Linked DNA regions of Homo sapiens: region 1 is linked to region 2. Evidence: chromatin loops called from intact Hi-C (ENCODE). Cell type or tissue: B cell. All regions are shown on one strand. Links, peaks and the distances in the headings refer to the core of each region. The heading gives the core; the rest is flanking DNA.

Region 1 (15,688 bases), core at 5,049-10,048, 57 kb after region 2:
GTGTTTCTGCATTTAGGGTATCATGTCAACCATGAAATAACTTTCAGACTATTTGATGGTGGTATTTGTGTACGATTTCTCTTTTTATCCTCCAAAAGGCCAGGCTCACTGTCTTGAACATATATAGTAAAACACCGCTAAATAAATAAATGAATGGCAATCCTTTGCCTTTTGGGAAGTAGACTCAGGCTTCTATTTCGGAAGATTAAGAGCCACGGAGCCCAGAAGATTGCAGAAGCATGTGAATCTGAATCGCTTCCCAGTGAGACTGTATCCAAAGGCTAAGAAGGGAACGTGACCCATGAGGCATGCTAACATCAAGGGGTTCACCAACAATCTCTTTAATGGCCAAAGAGGAGGTTTCTTTTTCTTGTTGCATAGGTTTGTTTTTCTGAAAGTACTTTCTCTTAAACTTACAAAGTTAGTATTCATGAGGTTTATGTGAGCCCTTGTGGGTCGACCATTGCTAACTAAACATTAAGTGCCCTTCCTTTGAGGTATATTTGGTAGAGCTGTGATCAGAAAGGGGGGCTTCCTGGAGCCAGGCCAAACCATGCTCTCTTTGGTATAGCTGTAGGTGGGTATTTGTCTGGGTCTTGGAAATCAGATAGGGCATGATGGCAAGATCCCACGTGATAGCCAAACTCACTGAAGTAAAAGGAAAGGTCCCAAGTGTGGCAAAGTTCTCTTGGCCAATTCCCCAAGATTCCACTAATCACATTATTTTCAGAGTGCCAGGTATATTATCCTTTGGCCCACTGCCCCACTACCTAAGCTGGGCCAAGGCCACCCTGAAGGAGCTTCCTATCCTTACATAACTTTTACTGTCTAAAGTTACAGTCTTTAAGCCTGATGATCATTATATAAAATGTTCTATTAAACATATATAAAGTCTTTTTAAGTCTTTAAGCCAGATGATCATTATTAGATAATTAACTTCTAATAGGAGAGATCAGATAAATGTTGGAGGAAACAAATCCTTCATGAATAAACAGAACCCCTTTCCTTGGATAGCTCAGTGAATGTGGTATTAGAGATCCAGCAGTGAAATTTTATGGTGCACTGAGTCACTGGGAAAAATGGAACCCTAAAATGTTCCTAGATGAACTTGTACATCTGAACTGTTTCCAGACTAGGATTGGGATATTGTTTGATTGAGGCCAGAGAGGCCCATAGCTCAAATGCACCAATGGTCATAAACACCATTGCCAGTAGGGACTTCATCAGTCTCTGGTGACCCTAGTGTCCCTCTGTAACATGCTGATGAATCCTACAACCGTATTTCTGACTGTAAGCACTGGGCTTTTACTGAGCAATATTTAAAATATTTTCAAACGATGCAAATAACTATAGATATCCTGCATTTTATAGATTATTATCTTTAAAAGACAAGGTGATTTTTATGCCATGTATCAGTATATTTTCTTTAGCTAGAAATAACAACATTAATAATTAATAATAATACTAATCAGCTTGGTGTTTGTATTTTTTTGGTAACAAATTTTTTTCAGATTCCTTTTTAAAAAAATTATTTTCATTATTTGCTTTCTTGGGAAATCAGACACCTTTTTTTTTTAATACTTTAAGTTCTAGGGTACATGTGCACAACGTGCAGGTTTGTTACATATGTATACATCTGCCATGTTGGTGTGCTGCACCCACTAACTCGTCATTTACATTAGGTGTATCTCCTAATGCTATCCCTCCCCCCTCCCCCCACCCCACGACAGGCCCCGGTGTGTGATGTTCCCCTTCCTGTGTCCAAGTGTTCTCACTGTTCAATTCCCACCTATGAGTGAGAACATGCGGTGTTTGGTTTTTTGTTCTTGCGATAGTTTGCTGAGAATGACGGTTTCCAGCTTCATCCATGTCCCTACAAAGGACACAAACCCATCCTTTTTTATGGCTGCATAGTATTCCATCGTGTATATGTGCCACATTTTCTTAATCCAGTCTATCATTGTTGGTTCCAAGTCTTTGGACATTTGGGTTGGTTCCAAGTCTTTGCTATTGTGAATATTGCCACAACACACATACGTGTGCATGTGTCTTTATAGCAGCATGATTTATAATCCTTTGGGTATATACCCAGTAATGGGATGGCTGGGTCAAATGGTATTTCTAGTTATAGATCCTTGAGGAATTGCCACACCGTCTTCCACAATGGTTGAACTAGTTTACAGTCCCACCAACAGTGTAAAAGTGTTCCTATTTCTCCACATCCTCTCCAGCACCTGTTGTTTCCTGACTTTTTAATGATCGCCATTCTAACTGGTGTGAGATGGTATCTCATTGTGGTTTTGATTTGCATTTCTCTGATGGCCAGTGATGACGAGCATTTTTTCATGTATCTGTTGGCTGCATAAATGTCTTCTTTAGAGAAGTGTCTGTTCAGATCCTTTGCCCACTTTTTGATGGGGTTATTTTTTTTCCTGTAAATTTGTTTGAGTTCTTTGTAGATTCTGGATATTAGCCCTTTGTCAGATGAGTAGATTGCAAAAATTTTCTCCCATTCTGTAGGTTGCCTGTTCACTCTGATGGTAGTTTTTTTTTGTTTGTTTGTTTTTGGAGACAGAGTCTCGCTCTGTCGGCTGAAGTGCGGAGTGCAGTGGTGCGATCTCGGCTCACTGTGAGCTCCGCCTCCTGGGTTCACGCCATTCTCCTGCCTCAGCCTCCTGAGTAGCTGGGACTACAGGTGCACAACCACGCCCGGCTAATTTTTTGTATTTTTAGTAGAGACAGGGTTTCACCGTGTTAGCCAGGATGGTCTCGATCTCCTGACCTCGTGATTCACCTGCCTTGGCCTCCCAAAGTGCTGGGATTACAGGCATGAGCCACCATGCCTGGCCCAGATTCTTTTTGATAAAGGATATTTCTGAGTGGATCTCCTGAATGGATCTATCTGGGAGTGCCTTGAGCAAAATCACTGCTATAGGTACGTCAACTAGTTATGTCCCTTATAATTAATACAATTATTAATTCATACAGAGTATAAGTCAAAATCTTATAAAATTGGTTAATATTGGTTATCATTCAGCAAATATTTATTGAGTATCTACTGTATGGCAGGCTGGGCTACAGGCGGGGGATGTAATAGTGAAAAAGGCAGAAATGGTCCTTTAATTGCCGTCTGATGATGATTATAGGCCTAAGTGACCCGCGCTCAACTGATGCGACCTAATTCCTGAGCCTGTTAAACTGCAGGGTAAATCATGGGCTGAACAGTCACTCAGTGAAGTCTTATCTGAAATAGCCAGGCAGTTTGCCCCTCCATTATAACCCTTAGATCTGAGAAAAACAGAAGGGAAAGAGGGGGGAAGAGAGAGAGGAAAGACAGAAGAATCAGTGGAGGTACTGATGCCACGCAAAGCACCACAAAAGTGGCTGAGGCTGAAGGCAGAATCACAGCACCCAAGCTTTTAAAGTAACAGTTATTGCCCATTTCTCTCAAGTTTCCCAAATGCCAAAGTAACCCTGTGATACTATGATATAACCAATATATATTTGGTCTCCATTCCAGGTTCCTGGCATAAGAGCTTCTTTTTTTTTTTTTTTTTTTTGAGACAGAGTCTCGCTCCGTTGCTCAGGCTGGAGTGCAGTGGCGTGATCTTGGCTCACTGCAACATCCACCTCCCAGGTTCAAGCGATTCTCCTGCCTCAGCCTCCCGAGTAGCTGGGACTACGGGTGCATGCTACCATGCCTGGCTAATTTTTGTATTTTTAATAGAGATGGGGTTTCACTATGTTGGCCAGGCTGGACCAGAGTTTCTAAAACCCGTGGAATCTCCAGAGTGATATGCGTGTCTTTTGCATGCTAATGAGATGACCGGGCTTCGGGAATCTTGGATAGCTTCAGGATGGGGACTGGTTGCCAGAAAGACCACGGCATTATTAGAGGGTTGAAAGTTTCAGCCCCTTCCACCAGGCCTTGGGGAGGGGAGAGGGGCTAAAGATTGAGTTAATCACCAATGGCCAATGAATGAATCAATCATGCATACATAATGGAACCCCCATAAAGACCCTAACTGAGGGGTTCAGAGAGCTTCCGGTTGGTGAGCATGTCTATATGCCAGGAGGTGGTATATACCCCAACTCCATGGGGACTGAAGCTCCTGGACCCTTCTGGAACTTGCCCTATGTACATCGTCACCTTGGATGGTCACCTGTGCCCTTATAATAACCTTTAAAATCACTAGTAATAGTGAGTAAAGTGCTTCTCAGAGTTTCATGAACCATTACAGCAAATTATTGAGCCTGAGGAAGGGGTTGTGGGAGCCCTGATTTGTAGCCAAGTTGGACAGAAGTGTGGGTAATCTGAAGAACCACTACTTGTGATTGGTGTCTGAAGTGTGAGGCACTCCTGTGGGACAGAGCCCTTAACCTGTGGGCTCTGCCCTAACTCCAGGTAGTGTCAGAATTGAATTAAATCGTAGGACACCCAGCTGGTGTCTGCAGAGAACTGAATTTTTTGGTGTAAGAAACCTACACATTTGGTGTCAGAGTGTTATCTGGGTAGAAAGAGATCCTGGTAGTAGTAAGCAGTAAATCCCTAAGGGGAATGAAGCAAGAAGGTGGACACTATCAAAAGTTCTCTATAATGGATTTACAGAGCCAGTTTTGGGAAGCACATCTAATAAACTCTTCATTTTAAAAGTGTTTTACAATTCTTTTCTTTTTAAAATTTTGGCCGGGCGTGATGGCTCACGCCTGTAATCCCAACACTTTGGGAGGCCAATGCGGGCGGATCAACTGAGGTCAGGAGTCCGAGACCAGTGTGGACAACATGGCAAAACCCCATCTCTACTAAAAATACAAAAATTAGCCCAGTGTGGGCGCCTGTAATACTAGCTACTCGGGAGGCTAAGGCAAGAGAATCACCTGAACCCAGGAGGCGGAGGTTGCAGTGAGCCAAGGTCGCACCACTGTACTCCAGCCTGGGTGACAGAGCAAGACTCTGTCTCAGAAAAAAGAAAAAAATTTTCCCTACCTGCAAGCTAACAAGTTATACAATTATTTTCTTACCCATTTAGGGTAAGACATTTTGATAGGAAAGAAATTAAACTACACCAGCCAGAACCTGGAAGGAAGGAAGGAAGGAACGAAGGAAGGAAGGAAGGAAGGAAGGAAGGAAGGAAGGAAGGAAGGGTGGTTGGGTTAGGGTTATATCATAGTTCTGTGTTAAATACGCCTATGTTTTGGCCTGTCACTCAATAATGGTGGGGATTAAACAGAAGCTAGTTCTAAAGCTTTATAGTCTCTTCAGTTGTACATCTGAAAAACATTGAATTACGTAAAGTCATTCAGTCCAAATTTGAGCCTCAGAGCTGAACTTACATGGGTCCAGTTTAAACCTGTGAAGTGGACAGAAGGATATTTCTATCTAAGTCAACAGAGCAGCACTTCTTACCTCATACCATGGTGGGGAAAGCTGAGGAAAAAACAAATTGTACCAATTCACGCTATGGACAGTCCTATAAGACTGTAAGGACTTGGACATGAGCTCAGGTCCCTGGCCATGGAGAACTCCCAAGATATACCTACAGTGGCTCATTAGAGGCAGGCTTCAGCAGTCTAGGTTCTCATTTTGCCAACTTCAAGGGGATGGTGATCTCACACAGAATGAAAGGTCACTGAAATGGACACGTTATTTAATCCCCTGTCTGCTCAAGGCTAGCTTTAAATTGACCTGAGAACTAATATCACAGCAGTGGCAATTCCTGTTTCTTGGATTACATGGTAATCCATAAAAATTTTAAAAATTAAATGTCTACTGGAAGCTCTACTGCTACGACTAAGACCAATATCCACAATGCCTGCCCTCTTCTGAAAGAGTTTTCAGGTGAGGTGTCGGGTGTTTCCAGTCTGTGCTCACTTGGAGCTGGCACACGCAGAGAGAGATCAGAAGATGCTGTTAGTCTGGGCAGACTGTTGGAAGTAGGTTTGCAGCAAGTAGCTGCAGCTGCAAAGTGCATCTCTGGGGTATGGAGGGCTGAAGAGAAGGAGGGGATGCTAGTGGTCAGCAACAACAGGTGAAGTGACACCCTGGATCATCAGGAAGGGAATACTTCATAACAAGGGGATGAGACCATCAGGAGCTGGAAGGATAAGTAGTCTCCTTCCTCTCCCTCCAACAGTCTCACTCATTTGTCTACTTGGGGGAGGTATTTCCAACATCTGCTTCTCTGGGACTTCTAGATAAACTGGAGGATTAGACTTCCCAGCCCCCTTGAGGTGAAGTGTGGTCATGTGATTTGCTCTGGCCAATGAAATGGAGAGGAAGTGATGCGTGTCACTTCCTGGAAGAAGCATGTAATGGCTGGGCTTGATTTGCATCCTGTTCAGCTTTGCCCATGTAAGTGTACCTACTGATGCAGAAACGCCAGAGATGGAAGCAATAAACTCTGTGTGAATAAAGAAAAAAGCAAAACCAAACCTAGGAAAAACCAAAACAAGTGCACTTTGGTTCCACGAAAGCCATCAGATTTCTGGGTTGTCGGCCACTCTTGATGCCATGTGCCATCTTCTTTCCCCCTGACAGTCTGTCTCCTCCGTACCCTCTTCTCACCTCCTCCCCTCACTACTGATCTCTTCTTTCCTTTCCTCTCGCCTTTACTCTATGGTCCCATTGCTCTCCTAGCTAGAAATTATAAGTATAATGTTTTATATTCCTAACCTAAAACATGTATACATTTGTGTTTTTTAAAAAAATGGGTAGGCTGGGCGTGGTGGCTCACGCCTGTAATCCCAGCACTTTGGGAGGCTGAGGCAGGCGGATCATGAGGTCAGGAGTTCGAGACCAGCCTGGCCAATATGGTGAAACCCTGTCTCTACTAAAAATACAAAAATTAGCTGGGTGTGGTGGTGCGTGACTGTAGTCCCAGCTACTCAGGAGGCTGAGGCAGGAGAATTACTTGAACTTGGGAGGCGGAGGTTGCAGTGAGCCGAGATCATGCCACTGTACTCTGGCCTGGGAGACAGAGCGAGACACCGTCTCAAAAAAAAAAAAAAGGCAAATTTTAAAAATTAAACGTTTTGTATTTATCTCCCAAAGGATAAAAAAGCTCCAAGGTAAACGAAAACTCAGCTTCAGCTTAAAAAATGTATGCTTTGAAATCTTACTATGTTATATAAACATATGGTGCTAATATTGTAGATAAGCCTGCAATTGACTTTCTTGTGTGGGTCAGTGGCTATCAGGATAAACAGAAACAAACATAAACCTCCCCCAAACACCATGCAATAGCCACACAGCTCAGAAAAACCCGAGCTCCGTCTGGAGTAGGTTCTGAACAGGAAATCATTGCAAGTGGAGTCAGTGTCTCAGTCGTCGTCAGTAATTTTGTTAAGGAGGCTGGCACAGCCCCAGCATCCAGAAGCCTAGTCGAGACTGCAGGACATCTATAGTTAGCAAAAGAAGTCCTCATTTTCATGCACATTCATTCATGACATGAGGTCACCCCAGCACCCTGAAAGTTGTTTCAAGCAATTAAAATCACTCCAGACACACAACAACAGAGAATGAAAGAGCAGGAAAATGCAATGGTAGCCTGGCTAATCATGCACACTTCAATGCGCACAACAGATGGGTACTTACAAGCTCTGGTTTTAAGTAAGAACATGCTCTACTGGGTAAACATGCCTTGAACTTTTAGGCCATTTTACAACACCATGGGGAGAACCGCTGGGGGTTTTACACATAAAACCCTCTTCAGAGATGATGTGCGGGGAGAAGAGGAGAAACATTTATATGAGGAAAGGAAGAACGTGCAAAGGAGCGAGAGTCCGGCGGGAAATTCCGAAGTTCACTTACTGCCTGCTTTTGCTCTTCCTCCTGGAGTGTTGAAGATGAAAAAAAAAGGCAGAGGAAAAAAGGAGAGAAATTAATGCCCATTAATGCCCATCACCACAAACATTGGTCAGAAATGATAGAAAAATCAGGCAAACCAGGCCAGGCCCACAGGTGCTGAGATCAAAGGCCCCATCCCCCACAGGAGCATCAGAGGACGAAGCAAGCAGCAGGCCTCGGCCCGGTGAGTGATTCAATGCTAACTCCTAGAGCTAGAAGGAAAGAACCTTAGAAACCACCTCGCCAACATTCTTACTATAGATCAAACAGGCCTAGAGGGCCTGACCTGCCTAAGGTTCACATAGCTATTTAGGGGAATCTGAAAGAGGAAGTGCAACCATGACTTGAAATTGTAATAATAATTCTATATTCATCATTCACGATATTCACATGTGTTTAGGTACATTTATCGAGGCAAGTGGTTTTTGATGCATGGAACACAGACCAGCAGCATCGGCATCACCTGGGAACTTGTCAGAGATGTAAACTTTGTGCCTCACCCTATCCCCACCAAACCGAAGCTCTAGGGGTGGGCCACAGCAATGCGTTCAATCTTGTCTCTGATTCTGGTGCATACAAGTCTGAGACCCACTGCCCTCATCACTTCCCAACTAGCAATTCTGCCCACTACAGGTTCTTTTCTTATTTGGTCCCCTCTCCACACTAAACATGTTGGAACTGTATCCCCGTCTACTTGCTTTCAGGCACAGTCTTTTTTTTTTTTTTTTTTTTTTTTTTCAGTGAGTCCCATACATACACAACTTCCCCCAGTAAACTGGAAACTGTTTGGAGACCCTGAAAGGTCATTCAAAAAAGAATTCTTGACCTCAGTTTTTCATTAATTCAATACAGGTTTATTTAGTCCTCTTATGCAGAAAGCACTGGAAACAAAGAAATGGTCTCTGTCATCTAAATCAATCTATCTATCTATCTATCTATCTATCTATCTATCTATCTATCTATCTATCTATCTGTCTGTCTATCGACAGAGTTTCGCTCTTGTTGCCCAGGATGGAGTGCAATGGTGCGATATGGGCTCACTGCAACCTCCACCTCTGGAGTAGCTGGGATTACAGGCATGTGTCACCATGCCCGGCTAATTTTGTATTTTTAGTAGAGATGGGGTTTCACCATGTTGGTCAGGCTGGTCTCTAACTCCTGACCTCAGGTGATCCGCCTACCTTGGCCTCCCAAAGTGTTGGGATTACAGGTGTGAGCCACTGCACCTGGCCGGTCTCTGTCTTTTAGAACCTTATGGTGATGGAACACAGAGCAGGCACTTGCTGGCTATTAGCTGACTGCCCAAATGAATGCACTATCAGACACTGCAGGAAAAAGGATAAAGAGAACACTTTCAAGTTTCTCTTTCTTCAGTTCTTTGCTACTCATCTACTCTGTCTTTTAATGGGCCTCTTCCACTTCCTCCTTCTGTGCCTCACCATGGGTCACTGTGGTCAGGGAGACTCAGCTCTTTGGCCTAGTATGTAAATCTAAAAGCTGTGCAATGGTTCTATTTAAATTGGAACAATTCATGCAGCCAGTCTTTACTGAACATGTACGTGCCTAGGAAGTCTCAGGAATGGGTAAGTGCTCCTGCTCCCACACAGTCTACAGACCTGGGTGCAATGGTGAGAAAGACCTCAGTAAAGCAAAGGAATTACGAAAGGGAGAGGGTGAGTAAACACTTGGAGAACATAATTTTTATTACTGCAAGGGACAGACAGGGACTAGAAATAAATGGGCACCGAGAAATCTCTTAAGGAGACTCCCAACTCAGCATGGGAAGGTGCTCTTCACAATCAAAGCCAGATGCTGGATGCCTGACCAAAGCCAAACTCACAGGAGCCTAGGCACAGAGCGCTGAACACTGGCTCTGGCAGCGGGAAGGAATTAGAGCGCTTCTGCTTTTGCACCTGCTTTGCAGTTAGGAAGCAAGCTCTCTTCCTTGCCAGACTTCCCTTTGGGGCAGGACACTTTTCTTATATTCTTGAGGCAAGGCAAACAGTCATAGGACAGTTATTAAACAATTATAAAATGTGTTTTCATTGCTGGCACTGTGTTGAAGTGGAAAGTGCGATGGTTGGGGAGGGATGGGGCAATCCTAACAGGCTGAAATTGTATCCGAGGTCAAAAGACCAGTATGTAATTTCTTAGAACTGTTTCTAAGACATCTCCCTACTTCCACAGTTTTCTCCAGGTTTGGTATTAAAGAGAACACTGCTGTGGCTCAACAGAATAGGGAAATTCAGAAAGCAATGTTTCATACTTGGACATCTGGTGATTGCAATTTAAGTTTGTCAGAAGAGAAACCGTAATTTGCAGTAGATATATCAGGTTAGGCTGGGGACAGTGGGCAGGGCAGCGCTTCCAGGACTTACAGGCCTTCCATGTGGCCTGGTACTGGGGAGAGAATGGACTTTGGCAAAGTGTTATTTAGGATAGTGTTGTATAATTTAAACTCACAAAACTTATTCAGATAAAGCCCTTAAGGCTCTGTCAACACAGTAAACAGGTCAGATCCCAGGTCTGAGAACCTCTGTGTTATCAACTAGTCAGGTGGGGTCACTAAATATTGACTGATGACAAGGGATAGAGCCAACGTGATTTAAAAGGGGGTAATACCTTAATTATAAAGTGTAAACTTAGAACTGCTTATGTCACCTAAAAACATGTGAGTCTCTTCCACATGAATGAGGTCTGGCAAGGTGGCCAAAGCAATGACATAGCCACTGTAGTCATTTACATAAAAATTTACACTCAAACTAGATAAGCATTTGCAAATGAGGTTGAAATTCAAAACTGCAGAATTCATCTGGTAAATGTAAATGAGTTTCCTTTTCTCTTCTTTTTTTTTTTTTTTTTTTTTTTTTTTTGAGATGGAGTCTCACTGTGTCGCCCAGGCTGGAGTGCAATGGCGCGATCTCGGCTCAGTGTGACCTCCGCCTCCTGGGTTCAAGTGATTCCCCTGCCTCAGCCTCCTGAGTACCTGGGATTATAGGCATGCACCACCACATCTGGCTAATTTTTGTATTTTTAGTAGAGGTGGGATTTCACCATATTGGCCAGGCTGGTCTTGACCTCAGGTGATCCACCTGCCTCGGCCTCCCAAAGTGTTGGGATTATAGGCATGAGCCACCACGCCTGGCCTGGTAAAATGAGTTTCAAAAGCAATATCAGACAAATGGAAAATGAAGTAGAACATGGATTAGAAACACCAACACATAAACACTTCTAGATTAAATAGGAAGTTTTTTTGAGGTCAGTAATTAATTAATACTCATTAATCAGGTAAAAAGTATAAGGGAAAGATATGTAGAGAAACATGAATGCCTGAGTGTCAGTCTACATTATGTCATTAAAAAGAATAAAGGGTGGCTCACGCCTGTAATCCCAGCACTTTGGGAGACCAAGGTGGGTGGATCACCTGAGCTCAGGAGTTCGAGACCAGCCTGGCCAACATGGTGAAACCCGTCTACTAAAAATACAAAAATCAGCTGGTTGTGGTGGCGGGTGCCTGTAATCCCAACTACTCAGGAGACTGAGGCAGGAGGCAGGAGACTCACTTGAATCCGGGAGGCAGAGGTTGCAGGGAGCCAAGATTGTGCCACTGCACCCCAGCCTGGGCAACAGAGTGAGACTCCATCTCAGACAAAAAAACAAAAAAACAAAGAAGGAGGGTCCTTGATACTCCTTGATTGATCAGGGATTGAGTCTAGTCACCATGATATGCCAAATAACTAATGTGACACTTAGGAACTCAATAGATTTTTGTTAAAGAAACAAAAAAATTAATTTTAACCCTGCTTTATTCCAAAAAAGGATTAAGATTTTTGTTGAATGAATTAACAGTGATGTCACTTCTTATGTATGCTTCTTTAAATTATCATTTCAGATAGAAGATAAAGTACATAATAGTTTCCTGAAGCAGCAGAATGAAAGAACTCTCTGTGGCATGAAAATTTACTGTGAGATGTATTTTAATTTATGAGTATCTCAGACCATGTGGCTTGATTGTCCATCTGACTAACTGCTTCCGACTATTTTATGAGAGAATTAAATGCTAGCATACTGAACATCAATAAAAGCAGACAACCCCTTTTAAATTAAAATTAGGATTTTCTTTTCTTTTTTTTTTTTCTTGCTCTGTTGCCCAGGCTGGGGTGCAGTGGTGTGATCTCGGCTCACTGCAACCTCCACCTCCTGGGTTCAAGCGATTCTCCTGTCTCAGCCTCCCAAGTAGCTGGGATTACAGGCGCGCACCACCACGCTCAGGTAACTTTTGTATTTTTGGTAGAGATGGGGCTTCACCACTTTGGCCAGGCTGGTCTCAAACTCCTGACCTCAGGTGATCCACCCACCTTGGCCTTCCAAAGTGCTGGGATTGCAGGTGTGAGTCACTGTACCTGGCCTAAAATTAGGATTCTAAAGGGTACTTTTATGGGTTGATGAATATATATTTCTAATAGTAGGAAAACACTGAAATTTTAACAGAAGTCAGTAATTCCTGTGTATGACCTTTCAGGTATGCATATAATACAAAAATTAAGATTACGTGGTAATTCTTTTAGGAAGCTGGACACTAAAGGCATGAGATTTTCGACTGTGAATTCTAGCCAATGGATAGAAAGGCAACATTCCTAGATTTGTGTTTGCAAATTCTTCCTCCCAGTCTGAACAGCCTTAGCCTGTCAGACGGGTAAATGATATTTAAGAACCTGGCAGGGGATCCTACAGGGGCAGCAGTGTCCTGCTTATTTTTCTGAAATTACTGCTGCAAATATAAAGAAACTCAGGGTTTGGGATCAGAGTTGCGGGCATTAGCTCGTTCTGCTTAGCCCTTGAATACAAGCATCAGCGGTACACTAGAAGGCCACAGTGGCATGCATGGGGCTTGGGGTCAGTAGTTCTGGGGATCACTAAGACAATCCAACTGAAAGGCAATGGTACAAGGTTACTTAGGGGAGATACACTCTGGCTTCCCTGCAGTTTACATAAACCTTTTGCCTTTTACAAAAATCACACTGGGGCACTGGGACTTTCCCATCTATGCTTGGGTAATATTTGAGAACATCTTTCTGAAAAGGGAGATGTGACACAGGGAAGAGGTGAGTGGATCCCCTATTTTTTTTTTTTTTGAGACTGAGTCTTACTCTCTGACCCTGGCTGGAGTGCAGTGGTGTAATCTCTGCTCACTGCAGCCTCCACCTCCTGGGCTTAAGCGATCCTCCCACCTCAGCCTCCTGAGTAGCTGGGATTATAGGCACGTGCCACCGTGCCCGGCTAATTTTTGTGTTTTTAGTAGAGATGGGGTTTTGCCATGTCAGCCAGGCTGAACTCCTGGCCTCAAGTGATCCACCCATCTTGGCCTCCCAAAGTGCTGGTATTACAGGTGTTAGCCACTGCGCCCGACTGGATACCCTATTATCTCCCATCCCACAGGTGTACTAACTCCATGGCAGCAGGGCTTTTAAAGCCCCACGAGGCTGCAGATGTTACACAGGCCATGTATGTTTAAGTACATCCCTGCTGTTTAGATGAGGGGCTAGGTTGCTTAGCTGGGTATCTGACAACTATTAAGAGGGATTTAGGCCACATTTTTACATAAGATTTTCTTTAAATAAGACCCATTTAGACATAAAATATTTCTGAGGAAAAATCCTGCTAACAGGGTTAATGTAGAAACATATCTATGCAAAACAACCCAAATACTCAGGGCCAAAGCTAGGGGGAAAAAACAACAACCACCACCACCACCAACACCACCAACAACTCAGCTCATAACAAAACAGTAATTGTCTTGAGCAAGTCAAAATTCAGTTTAAAACACAAATGCTACATTTATCCAAGTTGCTAATGCCCACTAGCTTCATTACTAAGAGACTGACTTAGAATGCAGAAGTTGGAGAAAGTCTCTAAACTGATATTCTCCTGGGCTACCACTCCTGGGGTTAAGATCCTTGTCACTTCGGGCCTGGAGGATGAAATTAGTCTCCTATTATCCTTTAGTTTCTTCCCACTCTAACTTGCCCTGCGCATTTTCCTAAACTGTTATTTTTAAAACCTCCAATGACTCCACTTTATCACAAGATTAAATTCACTCCTGTCATCTGGCTTTGGGGGCACTCCACACTTTGTGATTTTCTCTGGCTGTTAACTCGATATCATACTACAAAATGCAGGGAGTTCTCAGCATCGCTGGGCAGGACCTGAGAAAGTAATAGCAGGAGCAAGTATCCTGGTATTGCTGCTATGTAACCAGGTAGATATTTCTGTTCGATGCCAATAAAATTGTCCAGGGGGAGGGCATTCAAATGCCAACCATGCCTTTCTTTGCTCAGGGGTACAGGGGTTGTAATATAACTTTCAACAACAATAGATAGACTTCATATGCCTGTAGTCCTAGCCACTCAGGAGGCTGAGGAAGGAGGATCCCTTGGACCCAGCTCAAGCAAGGTTACAGTGAGCTATGATCACGCCACAAGATAGACCTGACTTATTATGCATGTATTTAGTTCCCCAGTATCCCAAACCTACAGCTAATATGCTATCTTACTCTTAATATAGTGAAGTTACTGATTAGAATGGTTTAATTAGGTTGGTTTGTGTGATGGTTATTTTTATGTGTCAACTTTACCAGATTAAAGGATAGTCAGATAGCTGGTAAAACATAATTTCTGGGTGTGTCTGTGAGGGTGTTTCCAAAAGAGATTGGCATTTGAATCATTAGACTGAAAAAAGATCTGCCTTCACCAACATGAGCAGCATCATCCAATCCACTGAGGACTTGGATAGAAGAAATCGCTTGGGTGTAGCTCTAGTTTGTACAATTTAATTATTATACAATTTCATGGTATAAATAGGCTATAACTTCATAATCCATTCTACTGCTGATGATCATTTGGATTAGTTCCAATGTTTGACTGTTGTGAATAGTCAATGCCCTCAGACATGTGAGCTCCCCAGGTTCTTGGGCCTTTGGACTCTGGGACTTAAACCAGCAACCCAACACCACCCATCTCCCAACCCACCTCCCAGATTCGGAATCACACCGTCAGTTCTCCTGGTTCTCAACCCTTCAGAGACAGACTGAATTACACCACCAGCTTTCTTGGTTCTCCAGGATGCAGATGGCATTAACATGAGACTCCTTTACCTCCATGACTGTGTGAGACAATTTCCATAATAAATCCCCTCTTAGATATCTTTATATACATTCTACTGGTCCAATTTTTCTGCAGAACCCTAATACAGTTGTCTCTGTACTACTTATTGAAATAGGACACTTAATATTTGTTAAGTATTTAAGTGGAATATTTGAAAACTTGTCTTAACAGAAACTTTAAGGCCAGGAGCAATGGCTCATGCCTGTAATCCCAGCAATTTGGGAGGCTGAAGTGGGTGGATCACCTGAGGTCAGGAGTTTGAGACCAGCCTGGCCAACATGGCAAAACCCCATCTCTACCAAAAATACAAAAAAATTAGCTGGGCGTGGTGGTGGGCGCCTGTAATCCCAGCTACTCGGGAGGCTGAGGCAGGAGAATCACTTGAACCTGGGAGGCGGAGGTTCCAGTGAGCCAACATTGTGCCACTGCACTCCAGCCTGGGTGACACAGCGAGACTCCATCTCAAAACACACACACACACACACACACACACACACACACACACACACACTACTTTAAGTAGTTGAGAAATATTATTCATTTTTACATAGCTAATATCCTATTTATAAACATTCTTATTTATTCATAAAAGCAACTGCTCGAGACATTATCCTATTTCCAGTTACTAATTTTTTAATAATCTGGCTTTGCACTAATTTAGATGACTTTTATACCCAAT
Region 2 (15,688 bases), core at 5,951-10,950:
AGGCAGGAGAATGGCGTGAACCCGGTAGGCAGAGCTTGCAGTGAGCCGAGATCAAGCCACTGCACTCCAGCCTGGGCAACAGAGTGAGACTCTGTCTCAAAAAAAAAAAAAAAAAAATAAAGAACTCATTCAAGGCCGGGCACAGTGCCTCATGCCTGGAATCCCTGTACTTTAGGAGACTGAGGTGGGTGGATCATTTGAGGTGAGGAGTTTGAGACCAGCCTGGCCAACATGGTGAAGCCCCATCTCTACTAAAAACTAAAAACATTAGCTAGGTGTGGCGTCAGGCGCCTGTAAACCCAGCTACTCAGGAGGCTGAGGCAGGAGAATCGCTTGAACCTGGGAGGCAGAGGTTGCAGTGAGCCAAGATCGTGCCATTGCACTCTAGCCTAGGAAACAGAGCGAGACTCCATCTCAAAAAAAAAAAAAAAAAAAAAAAAAAGAAAGAAAGAAACGAACTCATTCAGCATATAGCCTTTTGGAACTGGCTCTTTTCACCAAGCATAACCCTCTGGAGATTCATCTAGATTGTTGCATGTGTCTCTAGTTCACCCCTCTGTATTGCTGGGTAACAGTTCATGGTATGGTTATGCCAGCATGTAAACACTCACCTGTTGAAGGACATCCGCAGGATTTCTAGTTTCCAACTACAGCTTAGAAAACTGAGGCCAGAGAGTGAAGCAACTGCACAGGCATAATACGGCACAGCTGGCATTTCAGCTCCAGTCCATTTGCCAGAGTCACACGGGATGACAGGTGAGAAACAGACCAGGCAGCTTCAATGGGATAGATGGAGACTTGACGTCATTGATAATCTGATGCCTTGAAAGTCGTGTGTAAGAAGCTGACTCTGAATTGGAGGGAGGCCAGGAGATTTGCACCCAGCTCTGGCAATGGGTTTGGGGAAGCTATAAACCACCTTTCAAAGGGAACACCTGGTCGGGTGCAGTGGCTCATGCCTGTAATCCCAGTACTTTGGGAGGCCAAGGTGGGTGGATCACCTGAAGTCAGGAGTTCGACACCAGCCTGGCCAACATGGTGAAACCCCGTCTCTACTAAAAATACAAAAAAAAAAAAAAAAAAATTAGCCGGGCATGGTGGCGGGTGCCTGTAGTCCCAGCTACTCGGGAGGCTGAGACAGGAGAATCACTTGAACCTGGGAGGCGGAGGTTGCAGTGAGCCAAGATTGCGCCACTGCACTCCAGCCTGGGTGACAGAGCAAGACTTTATCTCCAAACAAACAAAAAACCACAAAGGGAACATCTATTGCTGACTGAAAACAGATGAGGAGGGACGTAGCAACTGATTTGCATTGTTCTAGGAGCATCCAGATCAAACGTATATTCAGGGGCCAGAGGAGAAGTGTAACTGAATTTAGAGGAGCGGATGGAGTGGAGAATAACTCGAGGAACAGCGCCATCGGTGTGACACTACTCACACTGCAGCCATGAAGGGATGGGCTCTCCGGGGAGTGTGGAGACCAGAGGTTCGGGGGTAGGCTACAACCTGGGGCTGGAAGAGATGACAACAAAGGAGAGAGAAGGGGGCTCAGGGAGGCAGGGCGAGCCAGATGAATGAATGAAGGCCAAAGACAAAGGGACTCAGTATTTCCGAGGCAAGAGGTCAGGGAGGAAGGAGTGCATTTGTTATCTACAGCGCATAACAAGTTAGCCCATATCTTAGCGGCTGAAACAACACGTATTGTCTCTCTGTTTCCATGGGTCAGGAATCTGTGAGTGGCTTGCTGGGGTCCTCAGGCTCAGGCTCTCTCACAGACTGCAATCAAGGTGTCCGGCTGCTGTCATCTCAAGGTTTGATGGGGAAGGATCCACTTCCAGCCTCACTCACATGGTTGTTGTTGACAGAATCTAGTTCCTCACAGGTTGGTGGACTGAGGGCTTCAATTCAATGCTGGCTATTGGCCAGAGGCTGCCCTCAGCTCCTTGCCACGTGGGCCTCTCCACAGGACGCTCCCAAGATGGCAGCTGGCCTCACCAGAGAGGAAGGAGGAGAGAGCGAGAGAGTGTGTGGCAAGCGAAGAGACGAACTTTCATAACCAAATCTTGGAGGCATTTGCGCTGTTCTCTCCGTTAATAGCCAGTCACTAGAACCAGCCCACACTGAAGTGGAGGGGATTACAAGGATCCAGATACCAGGAAGCCATTTTAGAAGCTGCCCACCACAGGAGCAAAGGCAAGGGGGCTGGACCCGACCTAAGACTACCCCAGGCAGCCCAGAGCAGACTGTCCGAGAGTGTGAGGACAGAATCCCAGCCCGAATCCCAGCTGTCCCAGCACCACAGGGAGACATGGACACACTCAGGGCCTCCTGCCGGTTCCCAGAAGAGCCTGGCTCAGTCATTTGCCTGGGTTCACTCCCACCACCCCCAGCAGTGCCGGGAATAAAACAATAATACACAGCAGCAAAATGCCCCTCCAGCAGCCCATGTACACAGCCTGGCTCACCTTCCCCATCTTACCAGCCGGCACTGCCATCGGGACACGGAAACCTCTTCAGGACGTGGGAGGAGGGGAAGCAATTCCATAGACATTTCTGGGCCCTTCTCAGCTGCCCCCACCAGCAGCCAGCAGCCCCCTGGATCCATCTGGGGAAGGAGACTCCCCTTTCCCTGAGGGCCTCCCCCTCTGAGCCTGGCCAGCACCCTGGGCCTGTTCTCCTGTCCCCCTGCAGCTGCAGGGCCATAGGTCCCCTTGTGGGAGGGACAGAAGGACAGAGAGGCACCAGGAAGGTGGGCACCAGGGCCTTCCCACCAGGAGCCGACACTCCCCAGGGAACATTTCCGGGGCATGCTCAGGAGGCAGGAAGTGGGATGCAGGGGAAATCCTCAAAGGCTGAGGCTGCGGCTGGACAGAGACTTGAGGGAGGAACAGAGGAGGATGGCAGGTACAAATCTCAACCCACGGCAGGTAAAAGACATGCACCTTTTTAGAAGTCCCCTGATGTCAGTTTTTAGAAGTCCCCTGATATTTGTCTCTGCCCAAATCTCATGTCGAACTGTAATCCTTTGCATGGGAGGTGCTTGGATCACTGGGCTGGATTTCTTGTGAATGGTTTAACGCCATCCCCTTGGTGCCGTCCATGTGTTAGTAAGTTCTTATGAGATTTGGTCATTTAAAAGTGACACATAGCATCTCTCACAAAGTGTGGGAGCACACTCTCACTCTCTTGTTCCTGCTTTTGCTACCTGCCTGCTCTTCCTTTGCCTTCCATCATGATTGGAAACTTCCTGAGGCCTCCCTGGAAGCCAAGCAGATGCCATCATCATGCTTCCTATAAAGCCTGCAGAACTATGAGCCCATCAAAACTCTTTTCTTTAGAAATCACCCAGTCTCAAGTTTTTTTGTGTGTTTTTTTGTTTGTTTGTTTTTGAGACGGAGTTTCACTCCGTCACCCAGGCTGGAGTGCAATGGCGCGATCTCGGCTCACTGCAACCTCTGCCTCCTGGCTTCAAGCAATCCTCCTGCCTCAGCCTCCTGACTAGCTGGGATTACAGGTGTCTGCCATCATGCCTGGCTGATTTTTGTATTTTTAGTAGAGACGGGGTTTCACCATGTTGACCAGGCTGGTCTCGAACTCCTGACCTCAAGTGATCTGCCTGCCTCGGCTTCCCAAAGTGCTGGGATTACAGGCATGAGCCACCATGCCTGGCCAAGTATTTCTTTCTTTCTTTTTTTTTTTTTTTTTTTATGACAGAGTCTTGCTCTGTTGCCCAGGCCAGAGTGCAGTGGCGTGACCTCTGCTCACTGCAAGCTCTACCCCTCAGGTTCATGCCATTCTCCTGCCTCAGCCTCCTGAGTAGCTGGAACTACAGGCGCCTGCCACCATGCCTGGCTAATTTTTCTGTATTTTTAGTAGAGACGGGGTTTCACAGGGTTCGCCAGGATGGTCTCTATCTCCTGACCTGGTGATCTGCCCGCCTTGGCCTCCCAAAGCGCTGGGATTACAGGCGTGAGCCACTGCACCCGGCCCTGGCCAAGTATTTCTTTATAGCAATGTCAGAACAACCTAATATATACCCTTTGGGACGAGGGGCATATGATAGACAGAATAGTGGCACCTGAAAGATGTCCATGTCCAAATTGCTGGAACTTGTGAATTTGTCAGGCCACATGGCAAGGGGAATTAAGGTTGCAGATGGAATTAAGGTTGCTAATAGCTGACCTAGAGTTGGGGGGATTATTCTGGATTATCAGGGTGTGTCCAATGTCATCACAAGCATCCTTAGAAGCGGGAGAGGGAGGGCCGGGTGCAGTGGCTCATGCCTGTAATCCCAGCACTTTGGAGGCCGAGGCAGGTGGATCACATGAGGTCAGGAGTTTGAGACCAGCTTGGTCAACAGGGCGAAACCCCGTCTCTACTAAAAATACAAACATTAGCCAGGTATGATGGCACATGCCTGTAATCCCAGCTACTCGGGAGGCTGAGGCATGAGAATCACTTGAACCAGGGAGGTGGAGGTTGCAGTGAGCTGAGATCACACCACTGCACTCCAGCCTGGGCAACAGAGCAAGGCTCCATCTCAGAAAAAAAAAGAAAAAAAAAAGTGGGAGAGGGAGATGGAAGAGTCAGTGTCAGGGCAATGCAACATGAGAAGGCCTCAACGCATTATGTCTGGCTTTGAAGATGGAGGAGGGAGCCACAAGCCAAGGAATGTGGGTGCTTCTAGAAGCTGGCAAAGGCAAGGACATTGGTCCTCCCCTGGAGCTTTCAGAGAAGGCCACAGCCCCTTTTTCCTGTTCTTCCCCCTCTGTTCCAAGCTGGGGCCTGAGCCGGGCAGCTGGGCTAAGAGCTGGAAGACCTGGATTCCAACCCTGGCTCTGCCTCTAATTTGCTCTTGGACCCTGAGACGTCGTGTTTCTTCACTTGACCTTAGTTTTCTGACACATGGGCTTGTAACAGGCTCCTGCCTGTCTCCTGGGGTGGCTAGGCCCAGGCCACATGTAGGGATGCTCAAAAGCAGGGCAATAGTCCTGAGGCCCATGCCAGGGCCCTGGCCCCTGGCTCCAGGTCTAACGCCCATTTGCATTTTCATTCCTTTTCTAACCCAACAAAGGATCAGGGCTGGGATCATAAAAGTGACTCCCAGAGAGTAAACCTCCTCTCAGACAAAGGACGGCATGGAGGGCAGAGGTGTTAAGTCAGTTCCCTAAGTCCACTCAGCCAGCTGGGGCCAAGCACTAAACTTCCAGGCTTCCAGTGAGGGCATTTTCCCCACCCCAGAGGGTGTCCTTCAGGGGAACATCTGTCCCAGAGTGGCACTGGGTAAAGGGCAGGGGCTTCGCATTGGGAGCTGTGGATTCTCGTGCCAGCTTGCCCACTCGCCAGATGTTGTGCTCTTGTTGATCATGCCTGGCTTGCGGGGTTGTTGGGAGAATTAAATGAGAGGGTGCTGAGTGCCTGGTACTGAGCCCACACATAGCGAGTACTCCACAGCCTTAGCTGACATGAACTGCCTGCCTTCCCTGCTTCTCTCCATTCCTCATTTCACAGAAGACAGGGGAAATTCCCCTTTCAGACAGAGCTCTCATGAGATCCTAGTCACAAACCCGGAGGCAGACAGGCCAGCCCTTGTTTTTTTGTTTTTTTGTTTTTTTTTTTTAGATGGAGTCTCGTGCTGTTGCCCAGGCTGGAGTGCAATAGTGCAATCTCGGCTCACTAAAACCTCCGCCTCCTGGGTTCAAGCGATTCTCATGCCTCAGCCTCCCGAGTAGCTGGGATTACAGGCACGCTCCATCATGCCTGGCTGATCTTTTGTATTTTTAGTAGAGATGGGGTTTCATCATGTTGATAAGGCTGGTCTGGAACTCCTGACCTCAAGATCTGCCGGCCTCGGCCTCCCAAAGTGCTGGGATTACAGGTGTGAGCAACTGCACCTGGCCCCAGCCCTTGTTTTGTCCATTTTAAGGATGAGGCTGCTGAGGTCCCGAGGGGGCTCTGAGCAAGCCAGCGGCAGAGCCAGGGCCAGACCAGGACTCTCACCTCACCCTCTGTCCACACAGAATTTCCCAGGGGGCCCGGGGCTCTCTTGTGCTAGAGACTGGCTGAGGCCGAGGGCTTGTCACCCAGCCCACCTGCTGCCAGGCTGGGTACTGGCTCACAGCTCTGTCCCTGAGCAGATCTAACCCAGCCCTCCCCTTGCTGTCCCCTCCCTCTCACTGCGTCCCAAGCACCCGGCCTCCAGGGTCATTTGGAAAACCTGCCTGTCCCCAGACATCTTGAAATCTCTTGAGTGGAGACCTTTCCTTGCCACACTTAATGAATTTCAGGAGCTGAATGTGGGCCCCTGGGAGGTTGGGGGCTGTGAACAGTGGGGAGAGGAGTAGACAGGGACAAAGAAGTTCAGGACAGGAAGGTGCAAGAACCTGGGCTGCGGGGGCTGATTTTCCTGAGCAGAACTGGGCTAGCATGTTCGTGGGGACAAGGGAACAATGGGGGAGATGGAGGCCGGGTGTTTTGCTAAGCCAGGGCAGGAAAGCCTGACCTTCTGCACTTCTCAGGGGCCCAGCAGTGCCCTCCACACAGACCCTGGAGATATGGGCTTGGGGCTCTTGCCCAGAGAGTGGCAGGGAGGGCCCATCTTAGGTCCTAAGGTGTCTGCTGGTTCTGCCAGGTCTAACTCAGGTGCCCAAGAAGCAAGTCCTCTGAGGGCCCCAAGACCACCCATAGTGGCCCTAGAAAAGGTGGCTCCCCCATCCCCCTTGAGCCTTAAACTTGGCAGATTTCCTGGATTCCATGACTGACACAGACCTTCCTTTCCCAGCAGCCAGCCCTGAGCAGGGCCCATGGACTCGCCCTGTCCCTTCCCCTCCTTGACCAGGCAAACCATCTTGAAGTTGCTAGAGCAAGATTCTTCCTTATCCACTGGGAGAGGCCAGGGTCTGTCCTTCTCTCAGGCCACCCCCACCCCCAGCCCCCCCTTCTCTTCTCAGGTGATTTTGGTGGCATACCTCTTCCTTTCTGTCCTAAGCCCATCAACCCCCCTCCCACTTTTTTTTTTTTTTTTTTTTTTTTTGGCCACAGAAAAGAAAGAAAAAGGAAAACAGCCTAAAGGCATATTCTCCTTTGTGTAAAATTAATATATGCTATTCAAGGGCATGTAAATGTAATTTTAAAGTCAGCTTTCTTGGGCCTTTGTTAGGAGGCCGCTGTCGTGGTCAGAAATCTACATAGCATATGGCATATAGTAGGTGGTCAATAAAAAAAAACTCATCCTGCCCTCCTCTCTCCCCGCCACCTTTCCTTTCTCAAGGGTCCCGAGGGCACCTGGGCTTCCCAAAGCAGAGAGGCCTGTTGGGGGCAGATGCCCACCTGCCCTCCCGCCACCCGTGCCTGTCTGGGCTTCTCCTCCCAGAACAAACCTCTCCTGCAGGGGAGGGCAGGTGGCACCTGAGGGACTGTCCTGAGGGCTACTGAGGGACTCAAGGAAAAAACCCACCTTGAGTCAAGCAAGTCTTCCATGTCTCAGAGGGGATCCTTCCCAGGCCTCCTTTTTTTTTTTTTTTTTGAGATGGAGTCTCAGAGTCTTGCTGTGTCACCCAGGCTGGAGTACAGTGGCGTGATCTCAGCTTACTGTAACCTCCGCCTCCCGGGTTCAAGCGATTCTCCTGCCTCAGCCTCCCGAGTAGCTGGGATTACAGACTGCACCATCATACCCAGCTAATTTTTTTTTTTTTTTGAGACAGAGTCCCACTCTGTCGCCTAGGCTGGAGTGCAGTGGCATGATCTTGGCTTACTGCAACCTCCGCCTCCCGGGTTCAAGCGATTCTCTTGCCTCAGCCTGCCAAGTAGCTGGGACTACGGGCACGTGCCACCACACCCGGGTGATTTTTGTATTTTTAGTAGAGACGGGGGTCTCACCATGTTGGCCAGGCTGGCCTCAAACTCCTTATCTCAGGTGATCCGCCTGCCTTGGCCTCCAACTCTGTGCTGGAGCTACAGATATGAGCCACCGCGTCCGGCCAGGCCGCCTTTTAAATTAGGATCAAGGAGCATGGCCTGAAAAAATGATTGTTTTAGTGCCCCGACCCCACGAGGGAGTGCGGGACTGAGACCCCCATCAGGCCACTGAGCAGGGGAGCCAGGACAGCTTGGCGGTCACACCCCGGAGGTCTGGGTGCAGCGCGGGAAGGCTGGGTCCCTTCTAGGATCTCTGGGCCACTAGTCCAGCTGTGGGGACAGTGTCCGAAGCCCCTGCCCCACTGACTGGGGATCCGGAAAAAGGGTGCCACCTCCCCACCCCAGGCATCTACTTTGCTTAATGGAGGCTGAGCCCAAAGAGATGCCATTGAGCACCTAACACCACTATTGCCACTTTTCTGGCCACTTTTCCACATCAAACTCATTCTTTTGGTCAAGTGGGAATAGAAATCAGGGAAAGTTGTGGGGAAAGTCATTTCAAGTAAACAGATTCAAAAGCGCTCGACAGCCCCTCGGCGGCTCCGCTCCGAATAACCCCACCGCGGTCAGCAGGTTTCGGAGCGGAGTCCGGGTCTCCATCGGCTGCAAAAACCAGCGAAGTGGGCGGCTCCGCCAGGCCGAGGACCCAGTGCAGTCGCCGCATTTCGCTCTTCACCCTCCAGGTGGCGCTAGCGGGGGCGGAGCGCATATTTGTATTTGGGGAGGAGCTTCAGAAATGCTGACTGTTGATTGGCTGGGCTCAGTCTCGCTTTCTTTTCTCCTTCCCGGCAGGGCTAGGGAGGGGACCCAGTCCCGGTGCCTGAGCTGCGCAAGAGGAAACGTGTGTGTGGGAATGGGACAGAGGGGACGGGGTTGGCTCACTTGACACAGAAAGAACATTTGGGGCATGGCCCCTGGGTGTGTTCACTCCTCAAGGACAATCCTGATTTCCTGGTTTTTGTTTTTTTAATAAAGGCAATTTGTTAAGTGTATAATGAACTGTGTTTTCCATTTGTCATTCCTTTATAAGACACCTCATAAATTTACACACCAGGAAAATCCTTGGTGGGACCTGTTGATAATAAAGACATCGTTATTTACAAAAGAACGAAGGTGAGGACCTTCTAGACCTCCCTTTTTCATTTTCTTGGTCTCTGAATGTTGTGTTTGTGTTACCAATATAACGATCTGTGGCTGTATTTTATTTGCACATCTAACAACTGATTGTTAAGCTTCCGCTATCTGGCAGGCATTGGGTGGGGTTTCTCTGAGTCAAGAGTGAGGAAAAAAAGAGGGGGAGCTCGTGGACAGGTAGGACAGGCGGCAGCCAGGATCCAGGCTGTGCACGGGGAACATTGAAGAACGCTGCCACGGCCCCGAAGAAGAAGTGGAGCCACGGGGAGAGGAACGGGGAATTTAGAGGAAGTGGGGCCCGAGGGCAGCGGAGCAGAGCCGCTAGCTCAAAAAGCGCAGTGCTGAAGTCACACTGATGTCACTGCAGAAGCCCAGAGGAGCTAAGGAGAGGTGAGATGTTGGGGGATTCCCTAGGGCAGCTGGAGTGGGCCCCTGGCCTTTTGTCCGGTTGGTGGGGAGGAAAGCATTGGAAAGTATAACTTCCAGAATATTTCCTTCTTGCTCAGGACAGAAAGCCATCTCTGGGGCCAGGCGCGGTGGCTCACGACTGTAATTTTAGCACTTTGGGAGGCTGAGGCGGGTGGATCACGAGGTCAGGAGTTCAAGACCAGCCTGGCCAACATGCTGAAACCCCGTCTCTACTCAAAATATAAAAATTAGCCGGGCATGGTGGCAGGCGCCTGTAATCCCAGCTACTCGGGAGGCTGAGGCAGGAGAATGGCTTGAATCTGGGAGGCAGAGGTTGTGGTGAGCCGATCATACTACTGTACTCCAGCCTGGGAGACAGAGTGAGACTCCGCCGCAAAAAAAAAAAAAAAAAAAAAAAAAAAAAAAAAAAAAAAAAGAAGAAATTTTTGCTAAGTGAATAAGGGAAGCAGATGCTTCTTGATCGGTAGAGAAAGCTCCCTCTAGGAGCCTGCACAGAGCCCAGTATCTCTGGCAAAGAATAAATTGTTCGGAGAGGGCTCTCTTTAGTGTAGGGGAAAGTAGCCCCTTTGCCCCGGGAGAAAACTGTGACAAGACCTTGGCGTTTCAAGGGCTTGAAGAAACTGCTCACCCACTGAGGGGGCAAGCAAGTCACAAGTGTGTGTATACCTGGTGGTGAGAGTGAGGTCTGCGAGGTGGTCCTCCCCATCCTGTCCTGCTCCTTACCTGCCATTCCAAGACCAGCCTCCACCCCAGAAGCAGATTTTCCCATGACTTGAGGGCTACAGCCTGGGCAGAGATTTGGCTCAGGGCCCTGGACTCCACCCCTCGACCTCCTTAAGTGGCCCTTTACATGTCTGGGCAGGGGAGACAAATCAGCGCCCCAAGCCTGAGCACCCGTGCCAGGCCTGGGGAGATCCTCAGCCACCTGGCACCGGGCGTGGGGCTTGGGCCCTGGCAGTACCAGGTTCCCTTGTCCCCATCACTGTAGCCTCTCGCCTATGAGTCCAGGTAGGGTCTGGCCAGTGCGGCTCAGTGTGGCTTGACCCACAGTGCCCAGTGGATGGTGCAGACACTAGTGTCAGAGGAAGAAAGGAAAGCAACCATTATTACTCATTTGCTATGTGCTCAGCCCTGCTCCAGGTCTCTTACACATTTTAATATAATCCTTAGAACAACTAAATAGGTTGGAATTATCTTCATTTTATAGATGCAGAGAATAAGGCAGTGACCTGAGGTCACTCTAGAAAGGAGCAGCGTCAGGATTCAAATGAAGGTGTGCCTGCCCTCCAGAACCCATGCTTTTCCATTGAACCCTATAGCTGTCCAGGAAGGCATGGTCCCCAGGGATCCCAGGAACCCTCAGGTACCTCCCTGAGAAGCAGGGCCCCAGACAGGCCTCCAAGAAACAGGGAGGATGAGACAACTCCAGAGAAGAAGGCAGAACCCTCGCTGGTGAGGACCCTTGGGAGCAAAGACAGGGACAGAAGGAGGAGACTTAGCAAGGGGCCAGCAGGGTGCAGACTCGCAGAAAAAGGAAAGGGAGAAGATTCAAAAGGGCAAATTGAGGCAAGAGGTGACAGATTTAGACCAGGTCTAGGGAGATCATGGAGGAAGCCCGGGGCAGCTGGAGGCACCCCAGCAGGACTGGATGACTTAGGGACCAAGGTTGGAGCAGAGGGCAGGAGTCACACATATAAATGCTCCTGGGAGCTGGGCAGGTCACGTCAATGGGCAGGTGAGCTGAGGGTGGAGCACAGACAGAGCTGAGCAAGAGACAAGCAGGACGTGGGAGTTGGAGCGGGGTTGGGAGCCCTCAGACAATAACCAGAGGCTGGGACACAGGCGCCCAGTCTTTCCCAGGCAGCTGGGTGGGCAGCGGGCACACCAGACAATCATGGGTCCTGGACCCACACCTCAGATCCCCTCTTAGTGACTGTGCAAGCTTTCCCATCCTCGTTAGCCTCTCCAAGTTTTCTCTACAGATGGACACCCTCGGCATCGCCTTAAAACACGTATTCATTAACCACACTAAAAAGCAGTCTTTTCCCCATTCCAGGGCCAGTCTGCACAATCGTTAGGTTCTAACATAAGCTTCATTTCCAGGCCAGCACACCCTCCGGGTCACAATACATTAGTCATTTGCCATTCAGAATTGGCACCCATTGTGTGCCAGCACTGTCTTTTAGCTCCTTCTCCCATGTTTCAGGCTGGTGGGAACTGGCACCCACCGTGTGCCAGCACCCTGTCTTCTAGCTCCTGCTCCCGTGTTTCAGGTTGGTGGGAAGTTTTCAAGTTTCAAGTGTCTGGGGGAAAGTTTATACCTCATTTGGGTGTTCCCGAGCAGGAATACCCTCAGCGGTAACTGGCACAGAGTGAGCTATTGCTTCCTGTGGGCCATGGTGATTGGACTGTCTCCCACCTAGCCAGGAAGTGCCTCCAGGCAGGAGCCGACTCTTCTAGAGGCCTGAGACAGGCCTGCTCCTTTGCATAAGAACTTGTCCAGGATGCTTTAGCTTTGGGCTGGGGTGGGGTGGGTGGTGCGTCATTCAGGAAGACAGGTGGATTTTTTTAAAGCAATAAAATAGTACTATTATTTGTAAACTTTGTTCAGACACTATCCTAGCATTTCATGTGTGTTGGTTAACAGGCAGAAATTTAATTACCTGCATTATCTCTCTATATATTTAGTAAATCATTTGCGTGTTAGGTATTTGTCCACAAGCACTCATTTTAGTTACCAGGGATCTTGGAGAACATAGTATTCGCACATTTTGAGGGACTCGAAGGTGTATATCACTATCCCTGACTTTAGGGACCTTATAGTTGGTTCAGGAAGACAAGAAGAGCATGTTAAAAAGCTCAGAGGAGCCAGGTGCGGAGGCTCAACTGTAATCCCAGCACTTTGGGAGGCCAAGGTGGGCCCAAGAGTTTGAGACAAGCCCCTTGCTTGAGCTCAGCCTGGGCAATATGGCAAAACCCTGTCTCTATTTAAAAAAAGAAAAAAAGAAAAAAAGAAAAAAAAAAAGGCTGGGTGCAGTCGCTCAGGCCTGTAATCCTAGCACTTTGGGAGGCCGAGGCAGGTAGACCACGAGGTCAGGAGTTCGAGACCGGCCTGGCCAATATGGTGAAACCCCATCTCTACTAAAAATACAAAAATTAGCTGGGCATGGTGACGCACACCTGTAGTCCCAGCTACTCGGGAGGCTGAGGCAGAAGAATCGTTAAAACCCAGGAGGCAGAGGTTGCAGTGAGCCAAGATCATGCCACTGCACTCCAGCCTGGGCTGGATCTCAAAAAAATCCAGCTGTTAGCGTCCTGATTTTGGACTCCATCTTAAACAAAAAAAAGAAAAGAAAAGAAAAAAAAGCTAGCCAGGCATGGCGGCATTTGCTTACAGTCCCAGCTATTAATACTTGGGAGGCTGAGATGGGAAGATTGCTTGAGTCCGGGAAGTCAAGGCTGCAGTGAGCCATGATCACGCCATTGCACTTGAGCCTGGGTGACAGAGCAAGATGCTGTCTCAAAAAACAAAAACAAAAACAAAAAAAAAACAACTCTTGGGTTCAAGGCCCCGTGTGACTGGGCGGGGTGGGTACTAACTTCACAACTCTGCCTATGTTGAAGGGGCTTCTCTCTACTCTGCCTCAGTTCCTTGTTTCTCTAAAACTTCTCCTTTCCTACTTATAGCCCCAGGCCATCCTGGACAGTCATTGGCAGGCCCACCATCACTATGGGGTGGCCCAGTGTCACATCTGCCAGGAATACCAGCACTTGAGAATTACCTATGCAAATTTTGCACTGACCAGTGGTGAACAAAATAATGTAACCCACATGTAGATTGGGGGTGTGGGGCTTTTGCCACTGGAGTTCCCCCGGCCTTGAATGATGGGAGCAGAGGCAGTGACAGCAGACATTGGAAGCAGCTGGCCGGGGCCTAGGGGACCGTCTCTGACTCGGCAGTGAGGTCCCTCTCTGCATCTTCTGTCCTAAAACTGTGGCTTTGCACAGAAGCCACAAGGTAAAAGGGGATGGAATAATTGTAAGTGTGGACATTTTCCCACAAATCTGTGCTCCCCAGAAATTCAGTTGTCTTTTCTTTTTTTGAGATGGCGTCTCGCTCTGTAGCCCAGGCTAGAGTGCAATGGCACGATCCCGGCTCACCGCAACCTCTGCCTCCTGGGTTCAAGTGATTCTCCTGCCTCAGCCTCCTGAGTAGCTGGGATTACGGGCACCCGCCACCTCACCTGGCTAATTTTTGTATTTTTAGTAGAGATGGGGTTTTGCCATGTTGGCCAGGCTGGTCTCGAACTCCTGACCTCAGGTGATCCACCCGCCTCAGCCTCTCAAAGTGCTAGGATTACAGGCACGAGCCATCACGCCCAGCCAGTTGTCTCAGTTCTTAATTCTTCTCTAGAGTCAGAGGGAGGTCGCCTGCTGCCTGAGAATGGCCCAGGAAGGCATTCTCTGGCCAGGGCTTCAGAGGATGTAACGATGCCCACACAGAGCTGGGAAAGTGCCAGTTCCATGGCCGCCCTGGAGCAGCTGCCTGACACAGGCATGGCCAGCGATTACAGGCGGTGGGGGGAGCCTGAGGGTCTCAGCAGACATGTTGCCATGGGGGAATTGTGGGACCAGTAGAGCCAGGTAGTCTAACTTTTCCAGAGATACTGTAAATCTGGGTTTTTCTGTTAAATCTTCTGATATTTCACCATTTGCAACCCATTAAATTGTCTTAAAAACGCCTCCTGGGCTGAACAAAATAAGACTTTGGGCCACCCTCTGTTCTGCCCTCCAATTTAGACCCAAAACGTCCACCTCTTAGTCCAAACCATCCTGGCCTGGCCCCTCGGGTAGGGTTCCCCTCAGAGCGCCCCTTCCCAGAGAGCAAAGCTGGCAAATGAAACGGGGCAGGAGCAAGTGCCAGCGTCAGCGTGGGGACCCCTGCACTTGGCAGGGAGCGGGGATTTCAGCCTGGTGCAGGGCTGAGAGGTATCACCCTTCTAGCCTCCGCAGCTGACTTTCTTTAGGGACGGGCACCTACCAGGCCGGCGGCTGTGGTGGACCAGGCCAAGGAGACAGGCGGCAGCAGGTGAAGTGATGCTTCCTCCTCAACTGGCCTAGTCCTGGGCCCGAGGTGGGCAGGAGGCGGGCAGGAGCAGTCTTAGCCATGCCGAGGCCAGGACACGGGGCTATGCTGTCATTTCTTTGCCTCCTTCTTTGAGGACACTGAAATCAAAGCTCCCTCCTTCTCACCCCAGGGGAGCTGTGGGGCTGGGACTGGAGAGGCCCTCGCATCTTGCTTTGCCCTTGTAATTTTTTTTTTTTTTTTTAAGACAGAGTCTTATTCTGTCATCCAGGTTGGAATGCAGTGGCACGATCTTGGCTTACTGCCATCCAGGTTGGAATGCAGTGGCACGATCTTGGCTTACTGCAACCTCCACTTCCCAGGTTCAAGCAATTCTCCCTGCCTCAGCCTCCCAAGTAGCTAGGATTACAGGCGCCCGCCACCACGCCTGGCTAATGTTTGTATTTTTTAGTAGAGGCGGAGTTTCACCATGTTGGCCAGGCTGGTCTCGAACTCCTGACCTTAGGTGATCCACGGGCCCCAGCCTCCCAAAGTGCTGGGATTACAGGCGTGAGCCACCGTGTCCAGCCTGCCCTTGTAATTTTTAAGGTAAATCTGTGAAGAGATGTATTTATTTGCACTGTATGTGTTTCAGGTTGAATTGATTTTGTTTTGACATGTTGGTTCAAAATAAGGTGGACCCTTTGGAAAATCAGCTTGCTGAAGCCATTTATTCAGCTCAGCTCGAGGGGTTTAATTGAAAACAGCTGAGGCACACTGACATCACCACAGGCCTCCAGACTGAAAGGGACCTCAGAGGAGGCGCGCTGGCTTGGAGGAGGGAAAGCCTGGCTTCAAAAGCCAGAGCCAGTGAAGTGAAGTTTTATCCGAGGAGGAAGGTTTTGCTGCAAAAATAGTTCCTTTAGTATGTTTTTAAAAAACAAAGAAGCAAGAGGAGCTGAGCAGGCATATTTAAGAGCTTACAAGAGTAGGGAACAGTGAAGAACTCACTGAAACTCTGAAAGCAGCCTTGGATAGGCTGTGATGAGCAAGTGAATGGACGTCATGAGACAGTATGGTTTCTGTTATTTCCTAATTTGCTGCCATTTTATTTATTTATGGTTGGAGTCTTCTCCCCTTAGC

What was found. Peaks named below come from ENCODE experiments on the same cell type or tissue, not always from the same donor. Only the 100,000 strongest peaks of a DNase experiment are listed, where the experiment ranks them.
Region 1: a loop joins it to region 2, with 13 times the contacts of the local background. A loop is called at or near these places in 5 of 110 quality-filtered maps.

What each region holds. Positions count from the first base shown.
Region 1 is chr2:25,411,705-25,427,392 of GRCh38, forward strand. DTNB (dystrobrevin beta) reads right to left here. Exons shown (of 21, transcript NM_021907.5): 16 at 7,811-7,831. It overlaps DTNB-AS1 (DTNB antisense RNA 1), which reads left to right and starts at 9,389. Exons shown (of 3, transcript NR_183382.1): 1 at 9,389-9,519; 2 at 11,739-11,811. RefSeq lists a silencer at 6,165-6,214 and an enhancer at 7,642-8,321. In B cell, for the core only: no CTCF peak of the experiment used is centred there; DNase peaks (open chromatin) are centred at 6,307, 8,097, 9,317 and 9,767; H3K4me3 peaks cover 3,533 bases; H3K27ac peaks cover 5,000 bases.
Region 2 is chr2:25,353,512-25,369,199 of GRCh38, forward strand. No RefSeq gene overlaps it. Among named protein-coding and RNA genes, the nearest start is that of DNMT3A, 19 kb to the left of the region's middle. RefSeq lists enhancers at 2,555-3,055, 4,929-5,464, 8,682-8,761, 9,032-9,131, 9,182-9,231. In B cell, for the core only: CTCF peaks have their summits at 8,610 (motif pointing right) and 8,813; DNase peaks (open chromatin) are centred at 8,660, 9,350, 9,884 and 10,192; H3K4me3 peaks cover 1,425 bases; H3K27ac peaks cover 1,334 bases.